Regions from separate parts of the Mus musculus genome. Here region 1 is linked to region 2. Evidence: chromatin loops called from intact Hi-C (ENCODE). Cell type or tissue: left cerebral cortex. All regions are shown on one strand. Links, peaks and the distances in the headings refer to the core of each region. The heading gives the core; the rest is flanking DNA. Region 1 has its middle 100 kb from the start of Commd8. Region 2 overlaps Cox7b2 (cytochrome c oxidase subunit 7B2).

Evidence for each region. Hi-C counts contacts between places; a loop is a spot of excess contacts. Peaks named below come from ENCODE experiments on the same cell type or tissue, not always from the same donor. Only the 100,000 strongest peaks of a DNase experiment are listed, where the experiment ranks them.
Region 1: it touches region 2 in a loop (3-fold over the local background); 9 of 42 quality-filtered maps call a loop at or near these places.

Annotation. Positions count from the first base shown.
Region 1 is chr5:72,263,103-72,274,539 of GRCm38, reverse strand. It overlaps the pseudogene Atp10d. Among named protein-coding and RNA genes, the nearest start is that of Commd8, 100 kb to the right of the region's middle. In left cerebral cortex, for the core only: a CTCF peak has its summit at 4,696 (motif pointing right); a DNase peak (open chromatin) is centred at 4,722.
Region 2 is chr5:71,490,348-71,501,784 of GRCm38, reverse strand. All of the region lies in intron 2 of Cox7b2 (cytochrome c oxidase subunit 7B2), which reads left to right. Among named protein-coding and RNA genes, the nearest start is that of Cox7b2, 52 kb to the left of the region's middle. In left cerebral cortex, for the core only: no CTCF peak of the experiment used is centred there; a DNase peak (open chromatin) is centred at 6,018.

The DNA of each region.
Region 1 (11,437 bases), core at 1,953-6,952, 770 kb before region 2:
GGCAGGAAAAGTGATATCTGGGTCACGTGTTATATGTTCTCCAGCAGAAGCTGAACACATTGGTAATTTATTATTATTATTATTATTATTATTATTATTATTATTACTACTACTACTACTACTACTACTACTACTACTACTACTACTACTACTATAGTTTTTGAGATAGAATTTTTCTATGTAGCTCTGGCTATCCTGGAACTCACTCTGTAGACCAGGCTGTCCTGGAACTCACTCTGTAGGCCAGGCTGTCCTGGAACTCACTCTGTAGGCCAGGCTGTCCGTGAACTCACTCTGCCTCCCGGATGCTGAGATTCTGATGGGTGGCACTGCTTTTTCTCATCATTCTCCTTTTTGCTGAGGATTTGTTGGCTATAAGAAATGACTCCTAACTACAGTGTTCCTAGTGTTTCTAAATACTCAATGGCAACAACGTACAGTACTGAGAACTTGCTGTTAAGTACACTCTTTTCAGGTAGGAATTGGAGTGAGGCTGCCCATGCACTTAATGGGAATGAATTCACAATTAATATTAACTAAGTTATCATGAGAGAAAGACACAATGTTATGTGTTGATGAGTTGGCACCATAGTGTGACTCCAGGCCAACACGAAGTAAACTGTGAATCTCCCTGAGGAGAGCAGTCACTATTCACTAACTCAGGTTCAAGGTAACGCTATAAATGTAATTCCATCCACTGTAGGGAGTGGTTGTTTATATATATAATCTGTCAGTCACAATGTAATATAGAAATATCTTAAAGTAGGAGATACCAACTTCAACGTTTGTTATTTAACACTCAACAAGAAATCACAATATTTTGGTGTCTTTCTCTATAAAGTGAGTTGTACTTGTTCAATTGTTCAATGAGCTCATGCATGGAAAGTCTTTTAGTTCTAAAAAAGGTTATAAATGCTGAGTTGTTATTTTTAGGAGAAAAATTCTATAAGCACACAACTTAAACTGAACGAGCTGTGTCTATATGCCTGAGCTGTGTCTGTCTGTCTGAACAACCAATGTTAGGATTTGATAGTGTGAACACTACAGAAAAAAACCTTCCTATGGATGGAAATGATGAAGGCTTCTAAGTGGATACAGTTTTGCCAGTAGTGGAGTTCATAGAAATTTGTAAAGTTTCTACACATGACTCTAGATATCCCATAATCCACACAGGGCAGCTTGGGCTTTGTGATCTGAGTTCTTTTTGATTTTTAGGGACTCCTGAGGAATTGAGACTGGGAAAGGGGTATTTACAGAGTAGTTACTGAACCAAGATTCACAAAACGAAATTAAACTATCCCTATTGTCTTGAACTGTACAGAAAATTCACATGAATGAAGTTAGCAATAGCAGCTAATATCAACTAGATATGCACTAGTTACTTTATTTTTATAAGATTTATTTATTTATTATATGTAAGTACACTGTACCTGTCTTCAGACACTCCAGACCAGGGCATCCGATCTCATTACAGATGATTGTGAGCCACCATGTGGTTGCTGGGATTTGAACTCGGGACCTTTGGAAGAGCAGTCAGCGCTCTTAACCGCTGAGCCATTTCTCCAGCCCTGCACTAATTACTTCTTAAACTGGTAGTTTTAAATGTCTTCCAACATAAATTGTGTATATATACAAATAAATTTTATAATCGTAATAATTTTTAACTAATCAATAAAGCCTCTAAGTCAATAAAAAATATTTACTATGTTTCTAAAACCAAAATCTAGAAGAAAGGGTTTTACATGCTTTTATCATAAAGAAATGAGAAATGAGTCTGGATGTAGTGGCGAAGGCCTTTAATCCGGAGGCAAGGGCAGATGGATCTCCATGAGTCCGAGGCCAGCTTGATCTACAGAGCTAGTCCCAGGACAGCCAGGGCTACACAGAGAAACTCTATCTCCCTATCTCAAAGCAAAACAAAAATCCAAACCAAACCAAAACAACAACAAAAACAGACAGAGAGAGTGAGCAATGAGAAACGAGGAGGTTAATTCATTAGATCTGACTTACATGTCATAGGATGTAAAGATGGATTGAAACATTACATGACACCACACTAATATCATTTTTATTTTCGTGTATCAGCTGAAAGCAAGTTTAGTTGAGCTGAGGAGTCAGCTCAGTCGGCAAAGTGTTTGCTAGTGAGAGGACCTGAGTTCAGCGCCCAGAAGCTCCGGGGTGGGGGGTGGGGTGGGGCTCCAGCTGAGCATGGTGGCCCTGCTGGCAAACCCAGCAACTGGGAGGAAGACACAGATAGAAACCGGCAGATCCTTGGACCTTGCTGGCAGACCAATGTAGTCCTATCAGCAAGCCCCAAGGCAATGGGAGACCCCAATTCAAACAAACAGACAAACGAAGACAGACAGACAAACAGACAAGAAATAAAAAATAAAAATAGTCCCTGAGGACCAACACTAGAAATTGAACTCTGACCTTTACATGTACGTGCACACTTATGTGTTCACACACACACACACACACACACATACTTACACACATACACACACATACACACATATTACACACATACACACATACTTACACACATACACACATAAACACATACACACATATTACACACATACACACACATACACACATACTTACACACATACACACATATACATACACACGCATACTTACACATATACACACACATACACAGACATATACACACACATACACACATACTTACACATATACACACACATACACAGACATATACACATACTTACACACATACACACATATACACACACATACACACATACACATATACACACATATACACACATACACACATACTTACACACATACTTACACATATACACACACATACACAGACATATACACATACTTACACACATACACACATACACACACACATACACATATACACACATATACACACGTACTTACACATATACACACACATTTACACACACACATACACACACATACACACACACACACATACACACATATTTACACATATACACACATGCACACACATACTTACACAATACACATTCACACATATACACACATACACACACATTCACACATATATACATACTTACATACACACATACTTACACACATACACACATACACACACATACACACACATACACTGACATATACACATACTTACACACATACACACATATACACACACATGCACATATACACACACATACACACATACTTACACATATACACACATACACAGACATCTACATATACTTACACATATACACACACATTTACACACATACATATACACACATACACAATATACACACATACACACACAGACACACATACACATATATACACATGCACACATATACACACATGCACACACATTCACACATATACACATACTTATACACATACACACATACTTACACACATACTTACACACATACACACATATACACACATACTTACACACATACACATTCACACACATCCACATCCACATATATACACACAGATTTGTTTAAATTTTTTAAAAGGGAAACTGGTACAGAATATCAGAAGCTTAATGGCATGCCAGTGTGAGCACTAGCTGACTGACCAACTTATAGCTATAGTCATTATTTCCTAGATATGAAACACTCTGCCTCAGTCTTGGCAGCATTGATACTTGAACTATAAAAAAAAATCATTGTGTGTGGTGCTGTTCTGGGAAGTACAAGACACTTGGCAGTTACCATTGGCCTTTGATAACCATAAACTAATAGCATCCATTCTACCCCAAATGTGCCAACTAAAATACCTCCAGGTCCTACCAAGTGTCCCCTTTGAAGCCAAGCTCCCTTTAGTAGCACAGAGTGATTGACACATCTGACCTGAGCGATGCTCTGCCCCACTTCTCATGATGACAGAGATCACCATGTCTGTTCTCACAGACACAGGATGCACTTCCCCTGACAAATGCATGGAGCCCCAGGGCCATGAAGCATGCAACATTGTGCTTGGTTTCCGATGTATGCAGACTTGGAGCCATCTGGAAGGATGCCTGACCCGTCAATAGGCTTTCTTTGAGAGGAAGATTTTACTATTTTATCTTTTTTAAAAGGGCTTCCACATGGTTTGAATGTTTAATAACATGTATTTGTGGTCAAGTTGGTTCCAGGAATCGAACCCAGGTCCCAGGGTTAGCGGCAGCCTTTCAACAACACTAATTACTTTTCTGTTGTTGTTGTTGTTGCTTTTGTTTGTTTTATGCTCACCAAATCTCAATAGAAATTGAGGCATTTAGCATTTTTTTAGGTGCTGCTGGTGTTGGCGACCATCTGCAAGAGGAAGTCCCCAACTCTGCAGAAGCCCTTCACTAAACAAATGCCGACAGAAGACATTTCCTCATCTTTGCTCATAACCACCTCTGGGCAAGGGTGTTACCATCTATGACAGGCAAGGAAGAGGCCGCACGGGGCAAGTAACTCTCCAAGGACACTTACTTGGTCAGGAGTGGTAAATATTTCACGTGACACGTAACTTATTCAAATGTCCATCCACCCTGATGCTTAACGGGTGTGTGTGTGTGTGTGTGCGCGCGCGAGAGGGGGTGGGGGGGAGAGGTGGTTCAAAATCATTTCAAGTCATTCCCTTGCTTTAACAACTCCATCCCCTTTATTTCTACAAATGTTGGACGCTCTTAGGAGCACTATCTAAATGTACCACTAGAGGGCAGGATTGTGCTGAGAGCCTAATTTTAAAATTTATCATTAAAAAAAAATTACTCCTTCCTTCAACTTAAAAGGGAAGTAGGCTCTAGTCTCAAGGTTTCACATGTATACTCATTTTTGTCTGTTTTGACAAATCCCTAGTCATACAGTCAGGGGGTGAAAAATTAAAAAAGGAAGTTTATTTTAATGCTTGTATTCATCCATGATGCCTCTGAATCAGGCCTTTAGAAACTCTATGGCATCCTCCGAGATACGAGCCAGGTCACTCAGCAGCACAACATCAAGAAACTACAGACGATCGGCTGTTCTTTTTCCTTCCCTCCATCCGTCTCCTCAGGCCCTATGGGCTTGGAGTTTAAGAAGAACATCTGGCTCACCACGCATACCTGACTCTGTGTATTGAGGATGAAGAGCTTGTCATCTGGCTCCAGGAGTTTGCATGCATAAGCTATGTTGACAGCTGTCTCCTGCTTGTCCCCTGTCAGCATCCAGATCTTGATGCCAGCTTGGTGAAGGGCTTCTATAGACTCAGGGACCCCCTCCTGCAGACGATCCTCAATGCCAGTAGCACCTGGAAAGCAATCGAAATGAAAAACAAGGTTTGCCAGAAGCCGGAGCCAGCGAGAACTCACTTGGTCATTAAATGAATCCTCGCCATGGGCCATTCAGTCCTGACCTATAGAAACTGCAGACCAGACATACAGTATAAAGAACCACGGAGTTCATCAAACACACATTCTCTTTTTGGCTTCTATTCTTATCAACAAATTCAAAGGCTGGTTCACTTATTCAGGTCCACAGCCTTGTACTGAATTTTACTGTTCTATGAAACTCCCAGGGTTAAGGGCAGGCTCTTAAAAGAACATTTGGCCATAAGATACAGTGTCCTTTAGGGATGCTCTTTCATACTGTCAGTCCATAATATCCTAGTCTGGATGCAGCCAGATGTTCTTTGGAATCAAGTTTCCCCACCGGTAATGCGGCAATACATTTTCCATTTTGTAATACCCGTTAGTCACGCATATTTATACTTCCATAGAAAAACTTGCAGATTGTCATGCTAATTCGGGTATTAATACTAAAAATAGCGTTACCTCAAATCAGGTTTGACTTTGCTGCCAAATGAATTTAGGCACTAAGCCCGGAGAGCCTCCTTTCCTATGGAAATGCAGGTGAAGAGGCATGCGTGTAAGCTGTTTACACCGTCATAAGGAAATGATTAGTATTTAAAAGGGAGCATGGCTATTGTACTTGACAGATAGTAAATGAGACTGTTCTCCCCGTAAAGAAAGGAACGGAACTCAGAGGCTGTGCTCTTGGTGTAGTTAGTGATGCTTCAGTCAGAATCCACATCTCCGTATGCCAAGGCACTTCTTCTGAACTTGACAGCTCCTCCAAATTCCTCAGGAGGCTTTCAGGAAGAACTCCAATGTCAAGGTCACGCACTAGACCAACAGTCCTGCGATTCCTGGGGACATGGTTCTGCCATCAGGACAGTTTTGAGTTCTTTGAGTGATTCCAAGGTAAGGGTCAAGCTGACCGCAAGAGGTGTTGGTTGTGTTTGTGCAGTTTAGGTTGGAGTCAGGAAAGAGAAGATCACATGCCGGTGCAGAATAAAGGACGTGGAGCCTATACTTCGGGACACTTGAGTTTCTTGTTTGTCAGTGGATGTCTAAGCCTTTGAGTGTGAACAAGACATGGCATGACTCCATGATCTGTCTCTTCTAAATAAGATGCGTGTTTGTTATAAAGATTTAAGACGACAACACGTATTCAAGACTTTACCCAATTCTTTGCAGGACAGTTGCAAAATCCTTCTCTTGGACCAGGCAGGGTGTGACAGGGTCTGACTTTGTGTTAGGAGTGGGGTGTTTAGCTTTTGCATTTTTCTAAGAATGCCAACTCTGTTCCCACCACAAAGGAACTCTAGCTCACTGAAGTGGAACTCGGGTCTGAATGCACTTGAACGTGGGAAGAGATCAGAATGGACAAAATAGGGAGAACCAAATATGCTTAATAGATCGATGTGGCTAGCTGGGTGGTGGCAGTGCTTGCCTTGAATCCCAGCACTCAGAGGCAGAGGCAGGTGGATCTCTGTGAGTTCATGGCCAGCCTGGTCTACATAGCTAGTTCCAGAATAGTCAAGACTACCCATAGAAACCCTATCTCAAACCAAAAGAAACAAAAAAAAAAATAAATAAATAAAAATAAGGTAATTAAAAAAAAAAGACCAAAGTTGCTAAAAGAGACAAAAATAATGGCTTTAGAGACAAATTGTCTGCACAGGCAATGCAGCACCATTTACCTACCAAGTAACGTGAGTTTGTTTTCTAGTCTCATGGCAGATTCAACTAGCAGTTCCTCCCTGTTGTCAATGCTGGTTTCAGCTAGAAAGTGATTCCTCAGCCACTCTGCATATTCCGTGTCACTCATGACCTATGAGAGGAAGAAAAGAGGCTAGAAGGCTGCTTATGTAACCATGTAATACCCTACCAGGACTAACTCTGGGCAAAATTCCATGCAACACCTTTGTTTCTAAATTCCGCCCTACGGGCATCATCCTATCTGACCCATATTCCTTCACCATATGGACACAGATCCCCAAACTCTGACCATATATGTGTATGTGACCCTGATGATAGAAGGACATTACAGCATCGTATCTCTGGGAAATTTTAAGCATTATCTTTGGTGAAAGCGGGTTACCTATTAAAATAGGGTTATCTATTGGAACAGGCCTCCTGTTACTGGTTAACTCTGGCCACAACCAACAGCACTTCAGATGTCTTCTGAAAATTAGCTCCTAAGGTTAAGTTTCAGAAAAGGTAACAAGAAAGGTGCCATATATAAAACACAGAAAGGCCTTCGTTCTAACAACACTTAGATGCAATTCCTGGAGAAGGAGCCAATGTCTTCCTCTTTTTAATTGTCATAACAGATAAATTTGTATTTCAGGTCTTAAAACCAGGGTCAAGAGGAGAGAGCAAGGCAATTTTTCTCTTATACACTCATTTTTACTTGAAAGGTAATTTGATTTGGGAAAATATAATATCTATTGGAACACATTCAAGTGAAAAGCCAGAGTTGGTTCGACCTTGAATCCCCCACGCTTCCTACAATTGTATCATAGAGACATTTGATCCTTCCTGGTTGGCTGGCTCTCTTGGAAGTCCACAACAGAGCCAGCCCCGATTTGCCTTCCACAATAATTAAGCATATAACGTGGGTGGTCAGGGAGAGGCGTTGGCAATAACAGCCCCCAAAGAGCTTCTGGGCTCTGCTTGTATTTAACTTTTCATTTAGAAAGGACATATCATACACCAAGACTGTTTTCCATAAACAATAATCAAAACTGGAATAAAAGCAAGCTTACTTGGATTGAAAGATCCGTTATGGGCACTAAGGAAACAGAGCAAACGAAACTACCGAGACTTCACAAGGGAAAAGTGAAGGCTGCTCTTAGCCCACATTTTTTTCAAATCTCATTTAATGCTGATGAACAGGGAGGATGTTATCCACAAGGTTCTGGGGGTGGGGTGAGGCGGCGGGGAAGATAATAAGATGTTGGGGTTTTTACTTCTAGAGAAACAACTGTTTACATTCAAGCCACTCAGTTATGCGCAGAATGGAGAGGCTACAAAAAGGGACCCTAGTCGGGGAAACTTCCCTAGTACCTGATTTGGGGTTGAGGTCTGGTTCACACTCATTTTCAGTAGCGATGAGTAACCAGGAGAAGCAGTAAGACCAGGGTGCACCCGGCAGTCTCACCTTCTTTGCTACACATAGAGTGCGCAGCCCTCGTTTGGCATACTCGTCCAGGTGCCTCTGCGTTCTCTCCCTTATTATCATCTGTTGTTCTGGATTTGTTCCATCTGAAACCAGGAACAGAAAATCATTACCCCTGCCAGCCTGTCCAATTAGGCTTTTCCCTTTCTAAAAATGACAGTTTAATCCATAAGACACAAAAGGCATTTTAGCTTTGAGTCTCAGCTGTGTGCCTAGGAGAGAATACAGCTGCATAATTCTTCTCTTGGATTCTTTCCTCCTGTGCGGAGCAAGCGCTAAAGCTTTGATACAGATGCTGCTGTGAGGGGTCAGCGCTATCTAGCTTCTCCAGGGCACTCCTCTCTTGTTAGGCATAGATGCTTCCAGAATTTCACACAGACTGACATTAAGCCTCTTGGGAACCCATAAAAAGGTAAAATTCTTAGGCAAATGGATGGATCAGGAGGATATCATCCTGAGTGAGGTAACCCATCACAAAAGAACACACATGATATGCACTCAGTGATAAGTGGATATTAGCCCAGAAACTCAGGATAGCCAAGATACAATTTGCAAAACTCATGAAACTCACGAAGAAGGAAGACCAAAGTGTGGATACTTCGTTCATTCTTAGAACAGGGAACAAAATACCCATGGAAGGAGTTACAGAGAAAAATTTTGGAGCAGAGACTAAAGGAATGACCATCCAGATATTGCCCCACCAGGGAATCCATCCCATAAACAGCCACCAAACCCAGACACTATTGCAGATGCCAACAAGATTTTGCTGACAGGAGCCTGATATAGCTGTCTCCTGAGAGGCTCTGCCAGTGCCTGGCAAATACAGAAGTGGATGCTCACAGCCATCCATTGGACGGAGCACAGGGTCCCCAATGAAGGAGCTCGAGAAAGTACCTAAAGAGCACAAGGGGTGGGTTTGCAGCCCTATAGAAGGAACAACAATATGAACCAACCAGTACCCCCCCAGAGCTCCCTGGGGCTAAACCACCAATCAAAGAAAACACATGGTGGGACTCATGGCTCTAGCTGCATATGTAGCAGAGGATGGCCTAGTCGGATCCTAATGGGAGAAGAGGCCCTTGGTCTTGTGAAGGTTCTATACCCCAGTATAGGGAAATGCCTACTGGGGTATAGGCATTTTGGGGAGCAGGGGGAGGGGGAAGAGGATAGGGAATTTTCGTAGAGGAAAATAGGAAAGGGGATAACATTTGAAATGTAAATAAAGAAAATATCTAATAAGTAAAAAAGGGGAAAAAAAGGTATTGTGATGCCCATTTTCCCAGAAGAACAAACAGGTTAACTCTGCAGAGGCTCAGCTAGTGATGGGTTTCAGATGTAAGCAAGCCAAGGTCTCAGCAACCCCCGAACCTCATTTTTCAAGTGTGGGAGTAGCTGGGACTCTCCAGTCCATCTGACCATCACCATGGCAACGTTGTAAACATACCTGAGGCAGCCACAGACAGCAGCTCCATGATAACAGAATCAGCGCCTTTTGTATACACCACGACTTGTTTGGAAAGAGGATGCCTGACCACGACCGACATTCTTTTCCTTACAGAGTCAAAGGGCAGAATGTGTAGGAGTTAAAATGTTAATGAGCCCAAAGCAGCAAAGTCCACCATGACCTGCTCTGGGGTCCGAGACTGTAAAGTGCAACGGTAAGCTCTGGCGGCATACACCAAAGCTGCTTCATCTGGACTCTCCGCCTCATAGCACAGGTTGGAAGCCGAGGGCGGTGGTCCACTTAGGGCTTCAGCGGAACTGACACTGAGTCCTACGGCCCTGTTTTGTGCCTCTGTTTCTGTACAGCAAGCTGAGTTACTGGCCTGGGGGATTTCATCCATTTGGGAAGACTCGTCCTCCATAGGAGGTGACAGTTTTGGTCGACTAAAGAAAGAGATTCTGCTCACAAAGGCACAGGGAGTCCCAGAGGATGAATCCTTCCCACTGGCAAGGGACGGTGAACTTGATCTCCGGACGGACAATTTCTGGAAGATGTTTTTAATCTCTTCCAAGGACTTGATGGGCATTCCACCCAGTGAGGAGAGTCCAATCTAGGAATGACAGTGGAACAAGTTCTCATTAACACGTACAAAATGAGGTCATTACAATTCTGAAAGTGTAACTGCCGTCTTAACTGCCAATCTGTAGTCTCTCTACAAATTCCATAGCAAACAGGAAGGCAAATAAAAGTCACCAGGGAAAACGACGCTACACGTGATGACATTGTACATTTCTATAACTATTAAGGAACAAAATGCTAATATTGGATTTCATCATAGAATTGTTTCTAAAGCTGAGTGTGGTGGTGCGTGCTTTCATCCCAGCACCTGGGAGGGGGTTGATGTCTGAGTTCAAAGCTAGCCTGGTCTACAGAGTGAGTTCCAGGACAGTAAGAACTATACAGAGAAACCCTGTCTCAAAAAAGAAAATAAAACAAAAGAAAGGAACAAAGAAAGAAAGTTACTTTTACACACATACAATAACAATTATAAGCACATTGGATCAGGCATAGTGGTGCTGCATATAATCTCAGGTCTTGAAAGAGAGAAGTAGAAGGGCCCCCAAATTCAAAGACAGACTGGATTACATAATGAGACCCTGTCTCAAAGAATCAATTATGAAGCAATTAATCACCATTAAAATGAAAGTTCAAGTTAAATATTCAATATTAAAACAAAACATCTTCTTGAAATATATTTTAAAAATAAGTTTATAGAGCATGGATAGATTATTTAAAAAGACCAGAGCTTGAGGAGTATATTACAGGAAAAGTTCAGAAATAGTAAAAAATAAAAATGAAACAAAAATAAGACCACACATCCCAAGGCCACTGGAGGGAAGCGACTAAAAAGCTAACAAAATACATTTTTCTTTCCCCTTTTTACAGTCCATAAAAAGTTAACTTGACAGTTATAACAAAACAGGCCAGTGCATGAAAGTCAGTTAAGAGG
Region 2 (11,437 bases), core at 3,043-8,042:
GCTGAACGTGAAGTGTAAATGCCCTCCATTCTGTACTATGTCCAGGGATCTTAGCCAGGGATCCCCTGCTACCCATTAAGAATGTCATAGCAAATATCTCAGCCCAGACCAGCAGACTACTTACTTCTAACTGCTAGTTTCCTTGTATTTGTTTTCATACTCTTAAAAGGAATTGCATTGTCTTTGTGAGGTTAAATTGCATATATTATACTAAAATACACACGTATAAATTTTTACAGAGGTATTTGCTTTCTCCTATTTTCTCCTTCTATGCTAGAAGTTATTGACAGTTTAAATCATTTCTTATAGGCTTTGTGTCTTCAGTGTGATAATTGCAGGGCTACCGTATAAAGATATCTTTGTTTTTGTCTTTTGTAGATTCCCTTCTCATGTAATTTTGAAGCTATTAGCAAGATAGGTACTTACATTAGCCCCTGATTTGTTGAATAACCCTTTGAGTCCTGGTTTTTATATTTTTTTATATTTTTTGGGCAGGCCACTGACTCACAGGCTTAATCTCATCTTTTAGGAAAGAATCCAGGATGCACCGTTCTGGACATTGATAAAATACAGTGATGGTTTAGGTTCACACTGTGTCAGATTTAGTCAGACTGAGCATTTCTTAATACAGCATGTCTCTGAAGTAGATACTATTATCGAACTCCTGAGTGGAGAAGTCAAGATATCCTGATCAACTACAACTATTCCTAACATGTAACGGGTATTCAACCACAATACTGTATCATTATTAATTTGATTGCAAATAACATTCATGACTCTATCTGTTGATGTTATTTTCCTTAAGGACTAGTAATTCCGTAGTACATAAACATAGATGGAACCAGGATTTTGGAAAGACTAAAGATGCATGCATTTATAGGGAATACAGAGTTAGTTTGGGAACTTAATCTTCAACAAAGCTTTCTCAAACCAGGGGTGGCATGAAGGGATGCACTGTTAGAGATAATAGAAATACGGGATATAGGACATGCATATTTTAAACTGCTGTTGCTTCTTTCTTCCCCAGCGTATCTTTTTTGCTTTCTCTGGCCTTGGGATGTAAATGCAGTTGTTTGCATGCTGCCATTTTCCTTATGTAATCCTGTATTTGCATTGTCTGTGTGAGGCTCCCATCATGTTTCTTATGGGTTTTAGAAAAATATTTTTTACTAATCAGATTTTGCTCTTTCATTGGTGTTGTATTCAAAATGATAAGTCTGTTGTTTCATTGATAGTAGTTTTGAAGGTTACTAAGTAGCTCTCCATGGAAACACAATGTGAAGAAGCCTGCTCTTAGCTTAACAGACGCTAGTGCTGCTTGTTTTCCCCTTTGTCCTCTCGAGTTGCTCTAGGAAGTGGCTTCTTGATGAAAGTACAAAAGCACGTTGTTGGTTGTTTTGGTGCTCTGGACAGTCTTGTAATTTGATATAATTTCTATTTGATATTTGTCACTTGCTTTTTGTTTCTTGTGTTTGTGTGTTCATATTAAAAAACAAAACCGAACAGTAACAATAGTAAGCATTGCCCATGCCATGATCCAGTTACTGTATTTAGGGGCATATATCCAAAGGACTAAAATATACACAACAAAAAGATCCCTGCATCTCCAAGTTTATTGTGACATTCTTCGCAATAGGCAAGTTGTGGAGGACACACAAGTGCACATTTAGATAATCAGCAATGCAAAGGCAGTGTGTGTGGATCATGGGCCTCTCTGTGTCAGGCTGCCGATTCTTTTTGTACTTGAGCTGTTTCAGGGCCTGACATGATGTACCCATAGCTATGCCTGTATCCTTAGAGTAAGGTATGTCTTTACCTGAAATGCACCAAGCTTATGAAAACCAGTTTAACTCTCATTAACTCATGTGGAGTCAGTGAGTGAATGAAAAAGACAGGAGCTACTTGAAACTTCTATCCTCATTTCTGCCGTGCAGCTGTGTGGACTCCCTTTGTTCCCTGCTCGAGAGCACCTGGTTAATAAGCTTTTTAATTTTGAACTTGTTTAATATCTATGAAATTGGTCTTTGCATTTCCAAATCCTCTGGTACTGTTTGAGCTTACACCCCTGTGTTAGGCAATTGGAACAGAGTACCTTCATTGTATTCCCCATCTCTAGCTTGACCCCTTAGCAATAAATTGTACCCACTGGTGCTAGGCTGATTTTCCCTAATGTATGTAATTAATAACCATCCTAAATGAGTCAGTGTGTTTTGTCTTTGTTCTTGCTTATTTTGCTTCCTGCTTATCTCACTACCATTCTCTTTCCTCTTGAACTTTGTATTGCCTTTCACTGAAACCTCCCCAAAGCTCAGAATGTTTACCTGCTCATCCTCCCTGTTCCTTCCTGGAGCAGATGGCCTTCTCTACAACTTTGATTTGCATCTGGTTTATATTTGGTGAGGCCTTTTCATCTTCTTCACCTTTTCCTTCTAGGACACTTTCCCAGACTGAAGTTCCAGCAGCAACACATTCCCAGGCTTAGGACCTCTTCAGTGGCTAGCTCTAAGACTTTTTATTTTCGTCTGTGATTTCAGTTTACAGAGTGAGCTGTCTAGTTTTATCTCAATTTGACAGAAGCCAGAGTCACTGGGCACAAGGAAACCTCAGCTGAAAAGGTGTTTCCATAACACTGGGCTGTAGGCAAACTTGAGGACATTTTCTTAAGTATTTATTGATATGGGAGGGGTCTGGCCCATTATGGATAGGGCCATCACTGGTTAGGCGGTCCTTAGTTCTATAGGATACCAGACTGAACAAGCCATAAGGTGCAAGCCAGTAAGTAGCAACCTTCCATGATTTCTGCATCAGTTCCTGTCTCCAGGTTCCTGTCCTGTTTGAATTCCTGTCTTGACATCCTTTAATGCCTTTAATGATGAACATGGATATGGAAGTCACATAAACCCCTTCCTCTCTAATTTACTCTTTGGTCACGGTGTTTTATCACAGCAATAGTAAAGGTAACTAGGATAGAAATTGGAAGCACAATAGTTGTATTTCTGTGAGAGACCTGATGATTTCTTTTGGGTAGTGTTGTGGAATGACTTTGGTAGTTTTGGTGAAGTTCTTTTGTGGGAGCTTGGAACCTAAGAATGTGGAGAGCAATGCAGAAAATGAAGGCATCAGAGGGATTTTTGAGAGCACTTTGATGACTCTCAGAGCCATTTACTATTTTGAATCAATAATCTGCAGTTCTGTTTAGATGGGACTGAAGAGTCAGCAGTGGTCAGCACACAAGAACCACTAAATTGAAGCCTGTATCTGAGAAATAATCAATGACTAAGAAGAAACCAGCACTTATTGAGGTGAAGTCTTCTGGGAGGTGGTTCCTCAGACTCAGTAATGCAAGCTGTGCTTCAGAAGCCGCAAAGGTTGTACCTCGTGATGGCAGATGGCAGGAGAACTTGCTAGTGTAAGAGTCACCCAGGTGGTGCTGGTTCTGAGGCATCCAAGGGTCTTGGAGAAAAGCTGAGCCTTGGCTCTGCTAGGTAACTTGGGGTCCTTGAGGAGAGAGAGACTGTTGGTGAAGTACAGTCTAGCTGCAGCAAAAGATTCCAGCATTTTGGAAATGTCAGTACCAAGAGATGCTTGCCAAGACAGCAGCAGGTGTGAGATGGAGCTGGCCTGAGCCTAGGAGACAAGCCTTGCGTTCTGCAGAGGGCAGTGCCATGGAAGTGACCCAAGCATTTTGGAAGAACTCTGAAGATCATGAATGAATCCCAGATGTTTGAGTCATTTACACTGTTGGAGTTTAGTTATTTTAAAGAGATTTAACTATGAGACTTTTAAAGTTATTTATGTTTTTAGTGGGAGATCTTAAGGATTAAAAAATAGAAAGGGAAGTTGTGACTTAGTAGTTATGTGTTTGTGTCTCAATTTGATAAGGGGTCAGTTGTGCTGGTTAATACTTTAAAATTGTTTTATTTATTTACATTGCAAATGTTGCCACCCTTCTCAGTCTCCCCTCTAAGAGTTCTCCACCCCCTCTTGGCCTCTGAGAAGATGCCCCTCACTCATTTGCCCTCCTCATTCCCCTCCCCTGGGGGCGGCAACTCTACAGGATTAGGCGCATCCCACTGTGGAGGGATGCAGTCACCAGCCTTCTTTCAAAGTTTTTGACCCAGAATTATTCCTGTCTAAAAGAAATGCTGGCTAGTTTAATGTCAACTTAACACAATGCACTGAAGATGCAGGGGCCTTCGTTGAGAAAATATCTCCATAAGACTGGGCGGTAGGCAAGCTTGTATGGAATTTTCTTTATTAGTGTGAAAGGGCCTGTCCCATTGTGGGTGGGGCCACCCTAGGCAGATGGGTTCTATAAGACAGCAGGCTGAGCAAACCAAGTAACTGGCCAGTCTTCCATGGCTTCTGCAACAGCTCCTGTCTGGAGGTTCCTGCACTGTTCCTGTCCTGGCCTCTGTTAATGATGAGCAGTGATGTAGAAGCATAAACCAAATCAACCCTTTCCTCCCCATCTTGCTTTTGGTCTTGGCGTTGAGTCACAGCAATAGTAACCCTAACTAGGACAGACTATAATTTGAAAGGCAAGTGTTGTTATGTCCAATCTCAGTGCCAGGGATAAAATAGAAAATGTTCAGGAAAAACAGTATGTTTGAAGTCCACAATAAAATTAATCAAAATTAGACAAGTGTTCTACTAGGTTTCCTGTTAAACCCACAAATTCAGTCAGATTGAAGCTGGTAGAAAGACCTGCTCATACTAACTATTGCAATGGGAGGCCGAAACAGCCATCAGTTGGCCTTGTGCACTCTGCTTCATTTAGATCAACTCTTGCAGTTACGTTTAGCCTTTAGTGCTGTGTGGAACAAATGAGCAACATACACACAAACTCACCTTTTCATCTTCTTTATTACTGTAAGAGAGAATCTAAGCACGATGTCCTGTGAGACATCGTCTGAAAGGAGATGAAGCTTCTGAGAGAACCCTGGTTTGTTTGTATAACCTTATACCTTATCTCTATTCTGCCCTCTTACCACTTCTTCATTCCTGGAAAGTACATGGGCTTCTGAACTAGAACATCTATCATGGAGCTGTGTTGGGGAGCAGTGCCACATTTGCTCAAAGGGACATTCTTGAACTCTAGTCTACAGACAGTAAATGCCTTTCTTTGTAAAATTACTGTGTTGGGTTAAAACCACTGTTTTTAGTGGTTTTTTTTTGTTGTTGTTGTTTTACAGTCTCCTAATTGATAAGTTAATAGTATTATGTTTCACATTGCTCTACTTATGTTTATGTTTTTTTAATTTTTTTAAATTCATAAATCAGGTGTTGGGTCCTGTTGCTACAGAATACTTGTTTAGACACTAAGTTTTAAACATTTCTGCTGTACATATATCTTTTGATCTTACACAGTCACAGAAAGATAAAATGAATTACAATATGTAATGCCATATGAGATAGCCAATCATTGTGCACATTACAGAAACCTAAAGATAAAAAGACAATCAGAAATCCATTTGACCTGGGAATCTCTAAAAAACAGCACAGGTTGTAAACCCTGGAAATGAGTCTATCCTGTGAGATATCAGCCTTCGGGGGTAGAACTTCGTTGTTGTTTCGTTACCTGGCACAGAGTAGCTAGTCAGTTATCTGTAAGTGTCCGTTGTTGCCTCTTTTTTTTTTCCCATTTTTTATTAGGTATTTAGCTCATTTACATTTCCAATGCTATACCAAAAGTCCCCCAAGTGTCCGTTGTTGCCTCTTAATAATCATGAAAATGAACAGTCTAGGAAACTAAAGATAAAATCCCTGCTTGAAGCTACTGACAGGCTCTTTGGAAAGCCAAATTGGCGAGCAATCTGCAGAAGGGGCAGAAGCTGACACAGGAAGTTGCCAGGGCTTCTCTTGACACCCAGACTGAAGCAGTAAGCCAGAAACCAAAGGGAGGGAGGCAGTAAGCAAGGCACTGCAGCTCAGCTGTTGAAAGGCAAGAGTTAGTTAATGGACAGAGGCATCAAAACATCAGGCAGCCAACAGCCCGGAACAAACCACGGACAGGGAGAACTAGGGAACAAGACTCCTCAAGAGAGCATAAAAATAGGCCGATCTACTCCAGGGCTCTTGGAAAAGTCTCCCTGAGGGAAGCCAGATGCAGACCATAATAAGGACCCTATTTATAAAACCGAAGAGGTTCAAAGGAGCTCAGATGAAACAAGGATCTCAAGACATAAAAATTATAATGCGTCACTGTGCTGAAATGGAATTGAGTGCTCTAAGACCCTAATTCAAAGGAAGGTCCAGGGGCATTGGCATTGATTGCAGCTCTTGATCTTGAGATGATTACTTGTTTGTTGTTTGCTTTAGTGCATACTTTGTGATGAAAGAGTCCCAGCAAAAACAAAAGCACTATAAAGAGGAAAATCTGGAGTAGAGTTACATGCCATTTAGATATTTGGGTCTTGGAATACACTATAGAAAGAAATTTAAGCACATTATTATTTCTCTTGACATTCAGGGAATAATCAGAAGATGAATAAGAGGGAAGTGGCCGGGGATTTTGGTTTGAACAATAAGTCTCCAGTATGCATCAAACCTTGCATTAGACGTAGCTGTGAATACCAATAAAGCATCGAGAAGTGTTAGCCACAACATCTATACTTTGATGCCACCTAAGTTTAATGGACTAAATTATGCTTTGATGCATGAGTACAAGAGTCTGCTAGAGAAGTAATCTCTGATAGTCATTTGTGGTACAAAAACAATCTTCTTAATAATTCAGAGTGACTCAATGCAGCAGAGAGAGAATAGTAGGTTCTCTGCTATATGAAAAAAATATAATTTTGCCTTTATGAGTATAGTTTGCATGATTATTTTATATAATAAGGGATGGTAGTTTCTTTATCAGATGGAATTATCTTACTTTTTCTGAAGTAGCATGTACAGTATATTTGTGTTGCATATATTAATAGAATTGCATTAGATCACAGCATATATTAAATGATCTAATAAAGGCATACCAGGCATCACTTATGATAGTATTGTTTGTCTAGTCTGTCTCTCTGTGTGTATGTGTGTGTGTAAGAGAGAGATAGAGAGACAGACAGAGGGAGAGAGAGAGACAGACACACACACACACACACACACACACACACACACACACAGAGAGAGAGAGAGAGAGAGAGAGAGAGAGAGAGAGAGAGAGAGAGAGAGAGAGACTTTGAAAGTAATAAAGGAGACAACCCTTGACCTGTAGCAGCACAGTTATCTTGAATGATGTCAAAAGTCATAAAACAGAGATGTGACCTAAAGATACTTTTACATTGTCTTTCTTAATTTAATCTTGTTGTAGAATATACCAGTTTTTGTAATACTTTCTTGAGAATGTTTGAACTGAGTAGGTTGGTTGATTTCATTAGACATAATGATGTATTCCTTGCATTCATTTTCTAGTACTACCCAGGTGTCAGAAGCAATGGTATTTGGCCAAATTTCTTTATCTCAAGACCCAAGAATCTTAAACAACACTTATCTAAAACTCAGAGTTTTCTCTTATGTTGCTTTCATACTTGCTGTGACTATTGTATGCTTCAAAGTCTGAACTAAAATAAACAACAAAAAATTGTCTCAAGATCAAAGGGACCCAGAACTGAACGTTATAAAATATTCATCTGACTATTTTTCAGTGTACAATTAAGCAGCACTAATAATATCCAAAGATAATAATATTCTTCATATTGAAACTTTAGATGTCTAAGTTTCAGTAAAAATCCATTTTAAGTTTTTCCCTATATTTTCTATATTGGTAATAATCTCATTTACTTTAAACTTGGCCTTTAAATCAAGTTCTGATCATATACAAATCAGTTTTTAACCTTTTTATTATTCTGTGCTCATTTTTCATGCCTTACCATCTTTGGTAATTTTGAAGTGTAACATAAAACAGCAAGAGGAAGCACAGGGATGCATAAACAGAAGGCTGCCTTATCTCTTCTGTTGCTGTAGAATACAGCTTCTATGCTTTGAGAGTCATAAGAGTATAAACTGAACTCTGGTGTTTTAGAGGTGGGGGCCTTGTGGAGTGGTGTGATTATAATGTCAGGATGGAGCCTGCCAATACAGGTGGCTTTATATGAAGAGAGTCCAAATAGAAGCATATTGTTTCTGTATTGCATTCAGACATTATCACTAAGATGACTGTCACCAGATGTAATCCTTTAACCTGAGATGAGAGCATGAGACAAAATTACCCCTATATTTAAACATTTAACCAGTCTATAGCATTGCATTATTAACAATAGAAACCAGAATAAGATAGTACACCATATCTATTTAAATTATTTTAAGCATATAATTCAGTGATATTCATAATATTCACAATGTTGGATAAAATCATCACTATTATTTGTATAAAAATGTTTTCATTATGCTAAAGAAAAATGCTTTGTTTCTTACATGCTAACATTATTCCAAAGAGAAATGCTAACAATCTGATTTCCCATCTCTCTATAACATGGGAATCGCTAATGTACTTTTAGTCTCTGTGTTTTTTCTCAATAATTCATAGGAATGTTATCATATTGAGCATTATTGCATCCATCTCATTTTACATTCTGTTTTCAAGGTCATTCTTCTTCATTACTGTATGTGGCTGAATTTTCTTTACTAATGTATTGATGGATACCTAAGTTACATTTGTCTTGTTTGTAGTGTGTGTGTATTTGAGAGAGGCACAGAGAGAAAGAGAGAGAGAGAGAGAGAGAGAGAGAGAGAGAGAGAGAGAGAGAGAGAGAGAAATTGAGACAGAGTGTGTTCAGTGCCCTAGAGGCCAGAAGAGAGCATCAGCTCCCCCACAGTTGGAGTTGCAGGCAATTACGCTCCTGTCCTCTGTGAGAGCAGTATACTTTCAGTGCTGAGCCATCTCTCAGCTTCTAGTCCTACTTTTTCACTGAAGTAAATCTCACAGCTATTGTACTTTTTTGTTAGTTTTAGAAGCAAATCATTATCATCATAGGATCTTTACAAACTAAAAAAAAAAAAAATACCAGGTTTACTGATTTGTAAAGAAAATGATAAATCTAATCTCCTGCATATTATTTTGTATCAGCACAAGTACAGCTGGGGGCAAAAGATATATATATATCTGTAATATTGATGGAGTTTCCAAAATGTCCTTTATGTTCATTCTAGTTTTCTATTTTTACCATTAGTGGAGAATAATGTTCATCTTTAATATCATCTCATCACTATAGTGCATTATCAAACATGTTAGGAAAGTATAGGACATTCTGATGTACACATGGTTTACTTCACTATTATTGAGACTTTTTATATGAGAATAATTCATATTCCATGCTTTCTAAACTAGGTTTTCACACACATTGCCCAATTTTTTATAATGAAAAGAAATGCCAAACCAATTAACACAGGCAATCCCAGCTGCTGTATAAGTTCATGAGTGTCAGAGCCCTGCCATGTCCAGAAGACAGCAAGTCACAGCATTTGCTACCACCTGCCAGCTCTCTTGCATTCTTTCTGTACTCTCTTCTATGCTCTTTGCTTTCTGACCTTGGTGGAGCCAGGTTTGATGTAGATGTCCTGCTTAGGCTTGAAGACTCACTTTCTCATTTTTCAGTGCTTTAACCAGTCCGTTCATTGACTGCTACCTACTCCAAAACAACATACTCTGACCAAGGTTAAAAGTAGCCCCAAGTGTGGGTATAAACGTAAATATTCAGAAGACAATTTGATAGCGTGGCCATTTAGCAAGTTAATAGCAGGTTCTACTCTAGGGCCCATGTCATAATTTTCTAAGCAATCTCCCCTTTTCACCCATTTCTTCAACCCCTTCCCCATACAGCTGATTAATATTCTAAACTTAATTGCCAAATACAATTACTTTTACTCAGATGTTGTATAATGAAGTTCAACACCTTAGTCTATCATCTGACCTCCAGATTCATTTTCTGTGTTATTTCTAAGATTCATCAATGTATTATTACACAAACTAAAACACCTAGCACTGTTCATTTTTTTCTCTTCTTTTCCTATGTTTATATGGGATATTTGTCCCTACATATCTGAATGCCAGAATTCTCTAAATGCAGTGCATGAATTATGTCCTTCTTTACCTCTGTCTTTTTCTTTTTTGTTCTTTTTAATTTTTTTAAAATTTCATTTGAGTTTACGAGACAGAACCTTACTTTGTATCTCTGGCTAGCCTAGATATTTTGCTACATTAACCAGACTTACCACAAACTTATGACAGTATTCCTGCCTTTACCTTTCAAATGTTAGAATTATAGCCCTTGTGCTGCCTAGTTTAATATCAGCTTAACCTGAACTAGAGTCATTACAAGAGGGAACCTCAATTGAGAGTACTCCTTCACCAGGTTGGCTTGTAATCAAGCAACAGGCTTTTTGTTAATTAGTGAGTGATGTAGGAACACCCGGATCACTGTGAGCAGTGCCACCTCTGGTTACATGGCTCCATATACTATAGAAAACAGCACTGCTCCATGGTTTCTGCTTCAGTACATGTCTTGAGTTTCTGCCCTAACTTCCCTGAATGATGGATTGTATGCTAGAAGATGAAATAAACAGATATAGAAACTCGAAAAAAGACATGTGCCATCATGTCTGATTTTCTCTTCTTTAGTGATAATTTCTTCATTCTCTGATGAAAGGTCGTTGTTTAAATATATTGCTTTTCTAGGGCTTTTTCAATGGGAAGAGAGGCCCTTGGTCCTGTGAAGGCTCAATGCCCCAGTGTAGGGGAATGCCAGTGTAGGGAATCGGGAGTGGGTATGTGGGTGAGGAAGCACCTTCATAGAAACTGGGAGAGGGAGGATAGGATAGGGGGTTTCCAGAGGGGAAACTGGGAAAAGAGATAACATTTGAAATGTAAATAAAGAAAATATCCAATAAAAGAAAAGGAAAAAAAGAATTAATTCTTTTAATTTTTTAATATTGCAATACAGTACAATTATTTTCTACCTTTTTCCCTTCTCTCTCTCTCCCTCCCTCCTCTCTCTCTCACTCACACACACACACACACACACACACACACACACACACACACTCACAAACACACCTAAATATATTAGTATAATCTGCTCAGTCTCTATAATGTCACTCATATGATTTTTCCAGGCTGATCATTTGATATTAGCTAACCAGTTGATGTGCTCTTTCTTTAGGAAGACTAATTCTCTCACTCTCAACATTCCTGACCCTTAGGAGTTATTTTACATGTATTTATTGGGATTCACAACTTTGCATTTTGATTGATTGTAGCTTTTTTGCTTTGTAATGGTCTATTTCTCTTTTGCAAAAAAGAAGTTTCTTTGATGATGAGTGAGAGCCACACATATCTGTGGGTATAAGGACCAATACTTAGAATGTAGTTAGGGGTTATGTTGGTTTAGTAAATTAGCAATTGTAGGTTCTTCTCTAAGACTCATGACTTCACTAGCCCTGGTTA